Regions from separate parts of the Homo sapiens genome. Here region 2 is linked to region 1. A link is an interaction called in ENCODE POLR2A ChIA-PET data of the cell type or tissue named here. Cell type or tissue: GM12878. All regions are shown on one strand.

Region 1 (8,000 bases):
TTCATTGCAGGTCTGTGTTACAATGCAGCAAGCTTCACTTGTGGCAGTAAGGTACAATTTTCCTCTGCTGGCAGGGACCTCACCCTCTCTCTGGATCCTTCACTGGGCTTGAGAGGAGGAGACATACCACAGTATTGCCTCCTCCTGTGAGTTTCCTTTTGTTGAATGATTTTTCCCCAGAAGTGTCTCTAGCCACTCACTGCATAAGGGCTGGAGTGGGTGCTGGATGTTGATAGTGGAAAGCCAGTTGGACATCTTTCAGTAAGAATGCTCCAGCTCCTCTCTCTAGAATGTGTGAGTACTTGTCTTCCATTGTCCTGAGATTTGGGGCCTCAGCTAACACTCTGAAACAACTCAAAGAACCCCATTTAATAGCTAGTTACATGTGTAAAATTGTATACATGCGCACACACACACACACACACACATTAGAAGGGATATTTGCCAAAATGCTGATGTTGGTTGTCTCTAGGTAGTTGAATTTAGGAGGAATTTTCTTTGTTCTTTAACATTCTATTCTAAACATGTGCTGTTTTTTGAAGTCAGAAATGAAAAGGGGAAAGAAAGAGCACCAGGCTTGGAGTCCTGCGTCCTTGGATGCCTGTGTCCTGGTCCTGGATGGGCCATCTAACAAGTTCTATAGCCTTGGGAGAATGATTTAAACTCAGTGGTCTCATCCATGAGTTAATTTAATTAGGTTAGAATAAACTATGACCTGAAGCCGGAAAGAAAACCAGCATGTTTATTCATGGCCACCAAAAGTTGCAGAATAAATATTGTACTTATGATAAGTGTGTTTCTTTATTAATCAGATACATACCAAGTAATTGCAGTGTGCCAAATGCTCGGTTGAAATAAGGACCCAGAGATAAATGAAGCCAATACCTAGACTCAAAGACCTCCCTGTCCAGTATGGAAGACAGACCTGCAAATAAGCCCACTGACAATTCAGTGTGGTCAGAGTAGTGACATCAGCATGTGGAAAGGGCAGATGAATTCTAGGAGGCAGGGGAGATTAGGGATCACTTTCTTGATCAGTGATACTGGCACCAAAGTGGGTTCTAAAGAATGAGGAGGAATTTATAAGATAAACACTAGGATACTATTAAAATCACTCGAACATTTTGAAGACAAATAATATTGTAGAGGGCATTTAAGGAGAAATCCATTCTCCTTTGATGTTTTCCAGCTTAATCATTCATAGTCTCTTCCGAAACTCTTCCCAACTGAATCTCAATGCCTTCCTGCACGGTTCATGAAGTCTAAGCATACATCTGTTTGTAGAATCTCTGCAGTGAAGAACACACAGTTCTCAAGTCTCACTTTGGTCCTACTTGCTTTCTAATACTGAAAATGCTAAGTAAACAAGATTCTTATCTGATTATTAAGACATTCACAGGGTTCTCTAAGACAAGTGTCTCCTCTTCCCCTCTAACCCCACAACGAGTTCCTGTTGGTGGAAACTTGAAAATAATCAAGCCTAATTTCTTAAAATTATTCTAACTCTTGAACTTTTCCCCGATTGGCCTCCCTCCATTGGGACGACCTAATGAGAGTGATTCCGTCGATGCATGTGGAACCATGGCACGGAGCTGGCACACAGAGAGGGATCTACATCACATCCAGGTTAATGATGGGATTGGGACACATGTGGACGCTACAGAACTGGTAACCAGGATGCAGTTAAATAAAGATTCTCTCAATATTTGTTCAACATTGATTCAACAGAGAGACAGGAAACTGCATGGAAGCTGGGGGCAGCCCTCCACCTCTCCATTAATGTTCTAAGTGATTTAACTGCCCATGAACTTGCCCTTTCCTTACAGCAAAAGTGAGGTTCCACAGAGAAATGGCACTGTGCTTTTTAGCAGGCCATTTGGTGATCATCTAATGTGACTGCACATGCCCCTTGGAAGTCTGACCCTCTCCATCCCCAAGTGTCTCATTAGAATATCCATCCAACTATGTACAGTGGACTGCTGATCCCCAGGGGAGTCCCAGCAAGATTAAGTGTATTCATATTGTTGCACATGCAGAGCCACTTGGGTGACTCTTTTAGTGGACATCACAGTCATCCAGTCTGTAAGGATCAATCCTGGTCTCTCTCAGAATCCCATGAAGAGTCTCTCAAAAAGTTAAAGAACCTCACATTTACATTTCTATTATGAGTCAATGTAGACTTATTCCCAAATCCTAATATATTCTTTCTGAAAATGGAATTGTGTAGCTGAAATGCTGAACTGCAACTAAACTGCCTGGCATCATGTATTTTAAATTATCTAATTACTTCTCTTTCTACCCTTCCAGACTATGGTGTCCTTGGAGTCAAGTACTGAGTCTTCTTTTCACTTAACATTTATCATTTAGTGTAGAGCTTGAAGTAAATAGAAATTAAACCAGACATCTTCCACCAACATCTTCCAAGAGTTTTTGAGAATTGTCTTTCAAATATTTCAACTTTGGGAGGAAGCCTTTTCTTTTTACTTCTCTAAAGTAGTCTGCCACTGTGGTACCCTCAGCTCTATATATTTTCGAGCAACCAGTTAACCAGTATCAATCAACTCAAAGAGTTTTGACTTCTAACCATGTGATAGGCATCAGGCTAAGTCCTGAGATACAGAAATGAAGGTACCACCCCTCCTACTCACACAGCACACAAACTGTGTGCAGATGTAAATCTTGTACGTGATTAAATTACAGGCTTAACAGTCTAGTCACTCAATTCAGTTTTACCTGTCTGAATACATTAATTCAATTTTACAAAGGAAAGACCCCTTCCTTCATTTTCTTGTACTACCCTGAAGCTAATGCAGAGAATACAATTGTATGAAGCTGAAAATCAAGCTCCATTCGCCCAAAAAACAGGAAGTTGCCCGTGGCTTCTTCTAACCTTCTCCTTCCTTTTTCTCTGTTTAATTCACGAAACTTCCTCAGTCTACACCACCTCAATACCACATGGGGAGATCCAGTCCATAAGGATCAACTCCGATCTCTCTCAGAATGCCATGAAGAGATGTCCCAAAGAAATAAAGAGGCCCACACTTATATTTCTATCTTAAAACAAAGCAAGCTCATTCCCAAATTCCAGTAAATTTTCTCTAAAAAGGGAAAAGCCACACAAGGAGGATTACAGTTTACAGGAAGTGAGGAAATGACCATTCTAAGAAAAAGCTGTCGAAGGGACCACTTACATCCAAAGATGGGAGGGACACAAATTAATTTTTTGCCCTGACTGAGGAAAGGTAAAGTTAATAGAAGGAAGAGAATCTCAGAAAGGGAAATTAAAGCCAACATGCTTCTGGCTTCTTGAGACTGCCCCCTGAGTTAATTAATTACCTGTGAGGGGATTATGAAGTGAGTTGTGAATTTCTCTTACTTCACACACACACACAAAAGGAAGAACCACAGTGTGAATCTATTTTAAGAGCTAGAAATTGGCTTGGGGAAATTGCTGATATACTGGGAATAAAAGAAAAAGGGATTTAAAAAAAAAAACCCTCCTCAGCAGTAAGAAGTAGGAGGAGAGCTACTTTAACAATCTCTGAGCTGTTAATGCAGTCACAATCTGGATCCAGGACAAAGTTAGGGATTTCTTTCCTTCCTTCCTCTATTCTTATTTTCTTACCTTCCTCTCTCTCTTCCTTTCTTCTTCTTTGATCCAACTGGTAAACATCTGTTATATGATTGGTACTGCCCCAGGCACTAGGAAAACAGAATGAGATCCGTAGTCCCAAATAATATTAATTCATAAGGAATAAGAGGGAGAAAAAAATTCCATTAAATTTCTCATAGGAAAGAAAGAGGAAAAACTGAGGGGAAAAAACTCCTGATGAATGGATAGGACAGAAAGTGAAATTCTGCTGGGCCTAGATATGGCTGAGGATTCACATGAAGAGAGAAATTCTTTTGATGTAGCAGAGTGAAAGAAGAAAGGCGGGATGGAGCGATCAAGATGGTGAAACACTTCACTCCAAAATGTGATTCTTCACCAAAGGCACCAAACGTTCAATTAGGAATCTCGTGAAAACCAGTAAAGGAACTGAGTTCTGTGTACAGGGTGTCACATAGCACAATAGAAACTGTAGGCAAAGGGCCCACAGAGACCATAGAAGAACCACAGAGGAAGATGAGGGCAAGGCCACAGGGACTCCTAGGAAAAGCTTTGCACATCACAAGCCATGTAACTGTGATCCAGGCTGGGTTTGGACAGACTTACAGGAGCCAGGAAGCTTCTAGGCTGCATTGAGTTTTCACATTCAATTAGTTATAACAGCACATTTGAAAGTCCATAAACTCAACATCTGAGGATAAAAGAAGAAAAATTATTACTACACTACAAAGCCCAACTCACCTGCTGGTGGATCAATAATATCATCCATGAGGCCCAGGGGCCCAAATGGCCATAGATAGGCAACAAGGAACTCCATGAACTCCCTAAAATTATATGCAAAATGTTGTGAAAATATACAGTGAAGCTCTGCATAATGATTTTTTGGTCAACAGACCACATAAGATTACAATGGAGCTGAAAAATTCCTTTCACCTAGCAACATCATAGCACGATGCATTACTCACATGTTCATGGTGATGCTGGTGTAATCAAACCTACTGCACTGCCATCCATACCAAAGTATAGCATGTACAATTATGTACAGTACATGATATTTGATGATAATAAATGGCTATGGTACTGGTTAGTGCATTTGATATAGTATACTTATTATCATTATTTTACAGTGTACTACTTCTACTTATTAAAAATCAACTTAATGTGAAACAGCCTCAGGCAGATCCTTCAGGAGGTATTCCAGAAGAAGGCATTGTTATCATAGGAGACGACAGTTCCATGAATGTTATTGCCCCTGAAGACCTTCCAGTCGGACAAGATGTGGAGGTGGAAGACAGCAATACTGATGATCCTGACCCTGTGTAGGTCTAGGCTACTGTGTGTGTTTCTGTCTTCGTTTTTAACAATAAAAAAAGAAGTTCAAAAAGTAAAAAAATAAAAAGTAAATTTTTAAAATAGAAAAAGTTTATAGAAGGATAAAGAAATATTTTTGTACAGCTGTATAATGTATTTGTTTTTAAGCTGTGTTATTATAAAAGAGTCAAAGAGTTTTAAAAAGGAAAAACTTTGTCAAATAAAAAAGTTACAGTAAGCTAAAGTTCATTTATTATTGAAGAACAATTTTTTAAATTTAGTGTAGCCTAAGTGTACGGTGCTTTTAAAGTCTACAGTAGTGTACAGTAATGTCCTAGGCCTTCACCTTCACTCACCGTTCACTCACTGACTCACCCAGAGCAACTTCCAGTCCTGTCAGCTCTATTCATGGTAACTGCCCTATCCTGGTGCACCATTATCTTTTATACTGTATCTTTATTTTACCTTTTCTATGTTTAGATACACAAATACTTACCATTGTGTCACCATTGCCTACAGTATTCAATACAGTAACATGCTGTACAGATTTGTAGCCTAGGAGCAATAGGCTATCCCTTACAGCCTAGGTGTGCAGTGGGCTACACCATCTAGGTTTGTGTTAATACACTCTGTGATGATTACATGAAGATTAAATTGCCTAATAAGGCATTTCTCAGAATGTATTTCCATTGTTAAGCAATGCATGACTGTGTGTACATATATATACACACACATTTGTGGGAGAAGGATCCTTAACCTTCATTAAGTTTACAGAGTGTAGTTATCAATGAAAATAACCCCATTTACTGAGTGTTCACTATGTATTACTATGAGAAGAACTTCATACATAATTATTTCATGCTTATAGCAACTCTATTTAAAAAAAAAAAAAAAAGACTATTTTAAGTACCCTGAACTACCTGGGGATTTCAAGAAGCCTCACAAAAGTCACACCACTAGTGAGTGGCAGAGCAAGGACAAACACTCATGTCAAAGTTATTAGCCTTCATGCTCCATTGCTTCCCACTGATGTGCACTTTGAACTTTGCTGAATTCTGAGTCTGATTTTGTTACCAGTTCAAATGTTGCTTTTCCCCAGAGAAAAAGATTAGAGAGATTAAGTTAGGTGTTTAATAGGGATCAGATTCTACTAATATTTTCTGAAGTTCTAAACGTTTCAAGCACTTTCATCTGTGATATTCCATTCCATCCTCTCATTCCGTTTCATCCAGGGCAATGATGTAAATATATCTGTTGGTTTGACAATTGGGAACGCTGACTTCAGAGTGGTCAAGTCACACTACTTTGGGTAAAAGGTGTAGTGGGTTTTACGTCGAGGTCTTGTATGCCCTGATTCCATTTCCCTGCCTCAAAGGAACAGTAAAAGGCTTTCCAAGAAGCCAATGATTTTTTTGTTTTTTTAAAGCTCCTGGCTTGTGAACTCTGAGTTGAAGAAGACTCATCCAGAGGTCATTTGAATTGTTATTATGAGACTCATCACATCAAATTGCAGTTTGAATTTTGCAAAATAAAAAAAAAGGGCCTCAGAGACATAGTTTTACTGCTGGGGATAGAGGTCTATAGAATGTACCAGGAGAGAACAAAGTCACTGGGGACTTTTGACTCTTAGGTTTCCCACTTAGCTATCCCAATGGAAATACATCCCACCCTTTGAAAACTTCACAGGGTCATTCTGCCTGCTTTACTCTGACTGGTATTCTTTCCACATGCTGTGGGAATAGCTTAGCCCACCACACATGCAATTCCTTGAGGAGAACAAAAAGAGCTGCAAGCTGAAATAGACCCTTCTTACTAAGCAGTCTGTGCTTGTGCCCAGCATAGATGCAGATGCCCCTGTTGAAAGTAAACCCTGGAATTTCCAGGAGACAACCACAGGGTCATTGACATAAAGGGAAGACCAATCCAGACCCCAGCTGGAGTCCTTTCACTAAACTGAGGAAGAAGACATAGAGGGTAGATTATTATATTTCTGTGGCACATAGTTGGATGGAATCTATTGGATGATATTTTGCTAACCATCGCTTAGTTGGAATAGAGGCAGAGTACAACAGTTCAACATTTCTAAAGTGGAGAAAGAAAAGACAGAACAAAATAAGTTCTATGAAAGAGCCACCACAAAGGGAGAATTGTTCTTTCTTCTTGAGGAGGATGACATATGACAACTTCAAACCCCACAGAAGTAACAACTGAAGACATTTAACTGACTTAACGGCAGCTTCATTGGCCATTTGTCATGTACTTACTGTCTAAACAACACTTGAAGGAAAAAGAAAGCTTTTCTAAATTGCTCCGTGTAAGTAGTGAGGACTGCTAATGAGAGGCATCCAACTCCCCAGAGGAAAGGATCCAACAGCTAACTCTAGTGCTGTGATGCTCAAACTGCATTAGCATTCGTGGGGAGTGTCTTAGAAATGCAAATTCTCAGGCCTCACCCCAGATCTACTGACCAGAATCTTTGAAGATGGAACCCAGTAATCAGTTTTAACAAGCCCTCCAGGAATTCTGGTGGACGCTGCAGTCAAAGAAGCTCTGCTTTAGAGCACAGTAGAAGTCTGTTCGACTAAGAGTCAGACAGACAGGGGTTTGGGGTCCCACCTTTGACACTAACTCATGGCACAACTCCAGACAAGGTGCTCTCTGAGCCATGACTTCATTCTACTCCGTGGGGATAATAATGGTAATAGCAGGGCTTTGTAAGGGAAAATATACATGAGGACTTAGTGAGTGGTAAATGCTCATTCAGCAAATGGTAGCCTTCACTGGGATCATTGAAAAGAACATGATTTCATTGCTTCACACAAAGGATAGAGATCTGTAGAATGTACCAGGGAAGCTGTTGTTGTTGAACTTGCATGGTGTCTAAGCATCCTTCCTTTCAAACTTTTTTTTTTTCTTTGGAGATGGAGTCTCACTCTGTCACCCAGGCTGGAGTGCAGTGGCACAATCTCAGCTCACTGCAACCTCCACCTTCCGGGTTCAAGTGATACTCCTGCCTCAGCCTCCCAAGTAGCTGGGATTACAGACGTGCACCACCATACCTGGCTAATTTTTGTATTTT
Region 2 (8,000 bases), 330 kb after region 1:
TGTGCCCCTTCACACCCTGTGCCCTCTTAACTGGGAAAGCCCTGAGGGCAGGGGCCATACCTTATTTACCTCTATCTCCAGCTCACTGCACAGAGGCATTCAGCAGATGACCAGTAAATATGGGCTGTCTAGTAAAAACTTTGCAGTTAGAGATAATGAAAGAAACATAATTACTTCTGTGTGGGTTGAGAAAGAAGGGAAGGGAAAGTCCAGATACTTAAGCAGAAAAAGGCAAACAGTCCAAAAGGGGAAAAGTAACTTGCCCAAATCATGCAGTTGAGGGCAGGAAGAAAGGGGGACAAAGCCAAAACCAAAACCCAGTCCCTTGTCCCAGCCCAGTGCTTTGTCTGCTACGTTACACAAACTGTGATTGTGAAATTAAAGGGTTTTTGATGGCACTGATATAAGTAAATAAATGGCTTTATGAGTTAACACATGACAAGCAATAAACTCATAAAAGGTAAATATTGACAACTGAAGATTATATATCACTATGTTTAGTGTGTGGAGAACCCAACTAGGAATTAGGAAAGCTTGCACATTCAGTCTGGTTTCTTGGCAAATCAATGAGACTTCAAACAAATCATTTTATTTCTCTGTGCTTCTGTTTCTTTTGGCTGTAGTATTTTGCTGGTTAAAGAGCACGTGATCAATGTCTATGCTTTTAAATGTCTGTCTTTATTTGAGCATGCTCAGCTGGATGTGGAAAACCTATGGTTCTCTTGGGTTTCATAAGGATCAAATCCCACAGTGATATGTAAACTTGTGTGGTTTATAGAATTATAGGACCTCAAAGCTGGGAGAGGCCTGATAAATCATATAGTGAAAATTTCCAGCCAGTGCCTGGATTTCTTTTACAGAATCTTTCTTTTATTGGACAGGTGCTCCCTTCACAATCCATGATGTAAGGAGAAAAGGGGCTTCGTTTGAAGGAAGTTAGTGTATTGTGTATGGGCGTGTACTTTCTGCTTGGGGTGTGCCTACAGGGCTATCTCACTTTCTGAAAGCGTAATAATAAGTTACTTTACCATGCATTAATTAAATGTCAGAGACCATGCTAAATGCTTTACAGAGAATATCTTTTTTAATCTGTATAAGAACCTCCTGAGGCAGATAATATTATTAACCTTACTTTTCAGATAAGGAAACTAACATTCAGAAAAGTTAAGTAACTTGCTAAAGACATGTGTCTACTAGGAGGTAGAGTCTCAAGTCTATTTCAAGCTCCTAATAAGTAAATAAATGTCTATTGAATCCAACTAATGACATCCCACTCCATATTCCCCTGCCACTGATGAGAGAGAGAAGTATAAAGTTTATGTAAATAAGACAGAAGCAATGTTTTATATAAGCATTGTGGATTTAATTCCACTAAGGGATTGATTTTTCATCTTAATGGAACTTTTTCTTCAGCTATCAAGTTTCAGTTTCAAGATCGCAAATGCTAAGAAGATATTAAAATATTTTAATACATAATTCCACTAGATCATATTTATAGGTACTGTTAATATATTACCAAATCTACTATAAACAAAACAATAAAACAAAAGGCTGGATCAATATGGAAAGTAGAGTAATAATTTAGGCCCTAAAGAAAAACTACGTAAGACATTTCTTAGAGGATTACCAGGTTTCTCTCTCTCTCTCTTTTTAAACACAGCCTAAAATAGAAAAGCAATTTATGTATTAATAAAAAAAATAGAAACCTGAGGCAGATGTAACCAGAATAGGTGAATTAACTGAAGACTGATATTCTTATTTATGTTTGTGTATTTTAAATAAAGAAGGAGTTTGACCATCTCATCTAGTTAATCATTAAAAGGAAACTCGAGCCAAACTTGTGAAGCAGGTAAAGTTTATTTTTAGACATTCAACTGGCTTCTCTTTTGGGCTCCCCTTTTCTTTTGGGGTCATCCTCCATGTCTGGTAACCTTAACCTCCCTGTCTCTTCCAGAAGGAGCAACACCCCCATGTTTTAGACCTTTACTTCTGATGTCAGGACCCTTTCTGATGCAAGTGTTAGCTAACTCCAGCTGGCTGAAGAGGAAGGAGGAGGAAGAGAAGGAGGGGGAATAATGTATTGAAGTGTGTAATAGTCAAGTCTAGGAGCAGCCCTCACCTTAGGATCTAGACATTCATATTATATAATTGGGAATCTATTTCCAGATCTCTTTGCTTTTTTTTTTTGCAAACCTCAATCCAATGGAGTCTCTAAGTGGTAGACCACAGCTGCTCCAAGCTTGCATCGTATCAGCTTAGCTATTCCTGTTGAGAAACAAGACAAGTTTCCAAGTAGTCCCAGAAAGCCAAGAATTAAGGTGTATCTGTCCCTGTCATGTGCCTATCTCTGATATTACCAGACCTGGCCCATGCAGAGTTACAGATGGGTTAATACCACCATAAGCGCATGGACCAAAGTTAGGGAAAGGATAGTTTTCCAAAGGAAATGTTAGGTCCTAGTATCATATGTGGAGAGGGGATACTTGGCAAGTAAAACAGTACCTATCTACCATGTGGCCACAACAGGGCAGATCAGGGTCCCTGGTAGGATGGAGGCAGCCATCAAGCATTATGGTATCCCTGAATAATCCCTTCCCAGTTCATATGTAAACCAATCCTCTTAAATTGTTAATGCATTTAACATAAGGATGGATTCAGCAAAACTGTATCAATAGCAAAACATGAGGGGTCTCCAGCTAGTAGCCTGTCCTGCATAGCCATCCATGACTACTGCTCTAATTGATTTTTTCTAGAATGTCTAAAGGAAGATGAAAGTAGAAAATGAGCTGTAGTGGACAAGCATTTTTAAAATGAGCCCAATAATGTAGCACTTTTGGGTGCTTGATAATTGTTGCAAATCACATTTGCCTGAGAAATTTCAATTCTATAATAATTGTACAATAGCAGAAAGATCTAGATACAAAAATATTCATTGCAGCATGGCTTGCAATAGTGAAAAATTGAAAACAATTTACATATACTTCAATAAGGAAAGGTTAAAACAATGGTATACTATGCTACTATTACCTGAAAATATTGAAAAGATGAAAAGATGTCCAATAACATTTGATGAATAAAGGTTGAAAAATACATGTAGTAAAATCTCATTTTTGTTTTTAAAAAACATATATGCATGCATGCATCCATGTATAGACAAAAAGGATTTGAAAATATACAATAAATTATAGTTAATCACATTTACCTTATGGTACTGCAGAACATCAGAACTCATTCCTCTTATCTAGCTGTAATTTTGTAATCGTTAACTAATCTCTCCCCATCCTCCCCTTCCCCCTGCCCTTCCCAGCCTCTGATAGTCACAATTCTACTTTCTATTTCACATAATAAAAGTTTTTAAAGAGGGGAATAATGGGGTGGGGGATCTGGAATATACATAAAAACTCAAAAATAATTACAAATTTGTTGCCATCAAAATATAAAAAGAAAAAAATAGTTACATCTGCAAAATGGGATTGTGTGAGGAAGTTTTTACCTTTATACATTTCTACCTTCTGTATGTTTGGATTTTTACAATAAGTATGTGTTATTTTCTAGCATCTTTTGAAGTTTTTTTCTTAAAGGCATAAGTAATATCTAAAGTTATTTTTCATCCTTCTAATGCCGTCTACACAAAGATAACGATTTTTCTTGGATGGCCCCAATCTCTCTTCTGTAAGATCTTTCCCCATTTGTCATATCCATAACTCATAACCTCCTCACCCTTCACTGCTCTCCATTTTCTCTATAAAGTGAGCCCAGTCAGTACTTGTAGGCTTGTTAAGCATTACTTCTAATAAGAAAGACTAACTTGTAAAGCAAATGTGGAAATGTACTAATATAGCATCAAGCACAAAATAGCCATTCAATAACCGAACTATTTAATTCCTTTTTTTTCACACTTCATCCTTTCCCTAATTCCAGAAAGAACTTGAACTGGGTCATAACAAAGACAAATTTAGACAGACAGATAAAGATATCTCATAGGTAGAAATAAAACTGAGTGATTATAAACTAATCACAGGAGGCTCTGTTAGTCTGATGAACAGAAACACACGTGATAAAATCACAGAGAGGTAAAATAGAAAATGAAAATCAGGATCAAGAAAAGGGAAATAAAAATATGCTGGACATCATTCAATAACTATTTGCTGATGGTAATTATAGGGATGGAAAACCCATCAGGCCTATGGAGCTAAAATTAATCAGCAAGTATTCACAGAGTGCCTACTGCTTCTATTACTGGTTCTGGCTTCCTGCCTGCCCAGTGCAGAGGCTTGAGACATTTGCGTGACATTCAGCTTGTCAAGACAGAAGGAGCAAAATAAGCAGACAGAGGCTCACTGCAGCCGCCTATACCCATCATATTGTTGGAATCATATTCAAGTGAGACAAACTCCTTCAGTGGAAGACGATAAAACTAGCTTAAAAGTTGTAAACATCACTTCATCACCCAAAAAAGGCCCAATTAAGTGGAGATACTATTTCTGCAAAGCAATCATCAATTCATTTGTGTAACATTTGAAATTTCAAAGTACAAACCCACATTCTATTAAAGGCAGGAAGTGAAACCAATAAAACTTGTAACAACTATACTTAATTTTCAGGGTTCTTTCCATTGCTGACAAACATTTTAAGTCATGTCTATTCTCTTAAAATGTAAAATATGATGTTTATGTCACTGTTAATATTTTGATAAAAAGCTATTGTCATGGACATCTGGGTTTTTTTCTGCATGCCCAGAAATCCCTTTTCTCCTATTTAAATTTAAAATCTCCAATTATTTGGAGAAGCACCTCCTCTTCTCTCTCTTTCATTTGTACCCCATTCTTAGGTGTCAGTGGTGGGCACTTGAGCTAGGCTTTGCCCATCATAGTACACATTCCTGACATCCCTTGGTCATAGTTATTGGTCCAGGGATAAGCATTTGAACCAACTAGACCAGTGAAACCCCTCCCAGGAACAACTACTAAAATTATGGGAAAAGAACTCTTTCCACTGAAGTTACTAACCTGGCAGGATGTGTTAAATCCAGGTGCCACAGGCCACCAGGTGGAGAGGTGGAGATAATCTTTCCAGAAAACAAAACAAAACAAAACAGGAAAATGAAGCTAAGGGATAAAATTTAAGCCCTTTGGACTTCATTTGAGCCCCTGAATCCAGTCATGCCTCCTGAAATTAAACTTCCCCTGGACTTTTCAGTGAATCAAAAAACTCTGTTTTTAACAGTGGGGTTTCTTATAAATGCACCAAAAAATGACCTAATGAATGTTGTCTACAAGCTTCCATTAGAAGTATTATCTTCAAGAGAAAAAAAAAACAAATAACTTGAAGAAAACCCTTCATAATTCAAGTCAGTCCTGCTAACCTCTAGGAAACCCTCCGTGACCACCATCTCCATATCCACACCCATTTTCCTAACCTTAAACACCAGATGACTTCTTGAAGCTTATGAAGTGCCCTATGCATCTAACACATTTCTGTAAGTCTGCATTGTTCTATAATGACTTGTAACCGTATCTGTCTCCATTTCCTCCAGAGAAGAGATTGTTATCATTTTGATATCCCTGCAGCCTTATACTGGGGCCTAACATATAATAGTTGCTATTTTGTTGAAGGAATTGTATTTTGTTGAAGGAATTCTCTTTTGTTGAAGGAATGAATGGAGAGAATATTAATTAAGAAAGTCTCTTCTATTAATAAACATTCCCTGATTGATTGAAACCATGCCTAAAATAGCTAATCATCAGAAGACCAAAGTAAACAACATATCCAAACTGAATCCTCAAAGTGTTAGTCATTGGTAGCTGTATAGCTGAGAATCTTTCCTTCTTCTGGTCATTAGGGTTGAAAGGGTGGGTGAATGTGGAGACATGATTCTTTCTTTTGCAAAACATTTACTATTTTTTAAACTCCATAAAATGTAATAACTTCTCTTGAAAAATGTTAAAACCCAAACAAAAAAACCTGTAATGTGGAATATAGATTGTAGGTTATAATGGAGGAAGCAGGGAAAGTGGGGAAAACTGTGGTTGCCAGAAGTTTTCTGATAACTAATAGGCAAGACAATAGGGTGGCTTTTGGTAGGGTCCTTCTTTATGGCATAGCAAAGAAAAATAGGAATGAAGAAGTGAGAAGCATGAAAGGGGACAGCAATATATGTGTAACACAGGGTGATTCAGTGTGAGAGTTTTATAATTAAAATTGCCAAATGTGAGAAAAAAAAATCTACTATAAATTGGGATAGGCTCAAGGCATGGAGATGAACAAATAACCCCTCCATGTGGGCAAAAATCAATGAAATTACTAGATGAGTAGCTTAGTATGTGAGTTCCAGTTGCAACATGTTACTGGTATTTGGGGCTTCCCCTCCCCCCTCCCCCCCTGCACTTTGAGGCAATTCGACATTTGACTAACAATCCAGCCTAACTTTCTCCATCTGATATAAAGATATTTACCTTGAAATCCTAGAACTGCCAACATCTCCTACTTCCTACTACAACCCTCCCTGACTCCTTTTCTCTGGCACAGCTTTCTATGCACTCACCCCATTCAACTAAGCCTGCTTACTCTTCACCAGAAGGTCTTCTCTTAGCATAAAAAGTTCCTGGAAGTCCATCTCTTTCATAGAGCTGCTGGATGACTGCTTTGCTTACCTTTGGCCTTCAAAATACCTCTCCTGTCCAACCATAGCTCCCCAGCTCCCCTGCCATTGCAACCAATACAAACTTCGTCATCTTTCCTTGGGCCAATGTGCCTGTCTCCTCACTGCTCTCCCTGCTTTCTCCCTTAGCCCCTACAACTCATACTCCACATCGCAAGCAGAACGAGCTTTTCAAATAGTAAATTAGATTATGTCCATTAGTGTGTTAGTAAATGTTTAACAGCTCCTGAGGGGAACAGAGTATCTATGTGTTTTATAATTTTTACATATATGTATCACATAATTTACAAAAAGCAAGAAAAAATATAACACTCTTAATAGTAAATTCTATATGGCCATGTGATTTTCACAGAACCATTTCAGTGATTTTTGCAGAATATTTGTGTCCATAGCCAACCTACAGCTAAAATTCAAACACGTTTGGCAAAATCAGACCACAAATAAATATCTGATTAATATCCAATCAGCAAAGAAGTCATTCATGGTACTGAAGTCCCAACATGAATGTTGGTTGATATTTTTACATTAATGAGCGAGATAAAAGTGAAGCAACAAAAATGGATGTTGGAACTAAACTCGTTCATTAATGACAGAAGTGACTTCTTTTGCTGATAATAGCTTTCAAGTACTAGAAAAATATTTCCTCAAGTTTTTGTGTTCACAAACTAAGGCACTTTTAAGTTCAATCTTCATTATTAAAATTTCTTCTACTCTGTCAGTCTAGACAATCAACAAAACAAATCAAGCTCTGGTTTGTCATGTTTCCCAATTTCTATAGTATAGGTACTCCACCATGGTTGATTTCAAACTACCAAAATAACATTTCTGAATGCAGCGTTAGGAAGGGATACGCTGCATCATACCATCGTATGGTATGTTCTTATACAGAACAGACAGAAATAACTTTAAGAACATAGATAATAGTAAAATGGAGTAAAATAATTAGGCAGTAAAGTCTTCAGCATTTATTTTTGTTGTTAAAATATTTGATTGTGAGTTTATAAATAATTTGGTTTTTAATAATGACTGTGATTAACAACCAACTTACAAAATCTCTGAAAATTTAACAGTCAGTGCTTGCAAGCTGGTACAATTGTTTCCGGTGCACTACTGAATTATCACTCCCCTGCCTAAAATTCCAGACTGCCCATTGCACTGATTCCCTGGGAAATAAGTGAAAAGAGACAATGATAATTTTCATTTTTGTTGTGGTGAAGTGATAGTGCAAAAATTCCATAAGCTCCTCTAAGTTTTCCAAATAAAGCTTAGTGTTTAAAAACGTTTGAACACATGATCCCATGTAAGGCCTACATTACTTCCTGTGTGATAGGTGGGGTAG

Evidence for each region. ChIA-PET counts read pairs that join two places held together with the same protein. Peaks named below come from ENCODE experiments on the same cell type or tissue, not always from the same donor. Only the 100,000 strongest peaks of a DNase experiment are listed, where the experiment ranks them.
Region 2: POLR2A ChIA-PET joins it to region 1 with 5 read pairs; 1 of 35 experiments calls an interaction of 5 or more read pairs at or near these places.

What each region holds. Positions count from the first base shown.
Region 1 is chr5:143,736,506-143,744,505 of GRCh38, reverse strand. No RefSeq gene overlaps it. Among named protein-coding and RNA genes, the nearest start is that of MIR5197, 61 kb to the right of the region's middle. In GM12878, no CTCF peak of the experiment used is centred here; a DNase peak (open chromatin) is centred at 5,955.
Region 2 is chr5:143,410,647-143,418,646 of GRCh38, reverse strand. It overlaps a transcript of NR3C1 not described here. Among named protein-coding and RNA genes, the nearest start is that of NR3C1, 11 kb to the right of the region's middle. In GM12878, no CTCF peak of the experiment used is centred here; DNase peaks (open chromatin) are centred at 176 and 4,301; H3K4me3 peaks cover 1,039 bases; H3K27ac peaks cover 2,821 bases.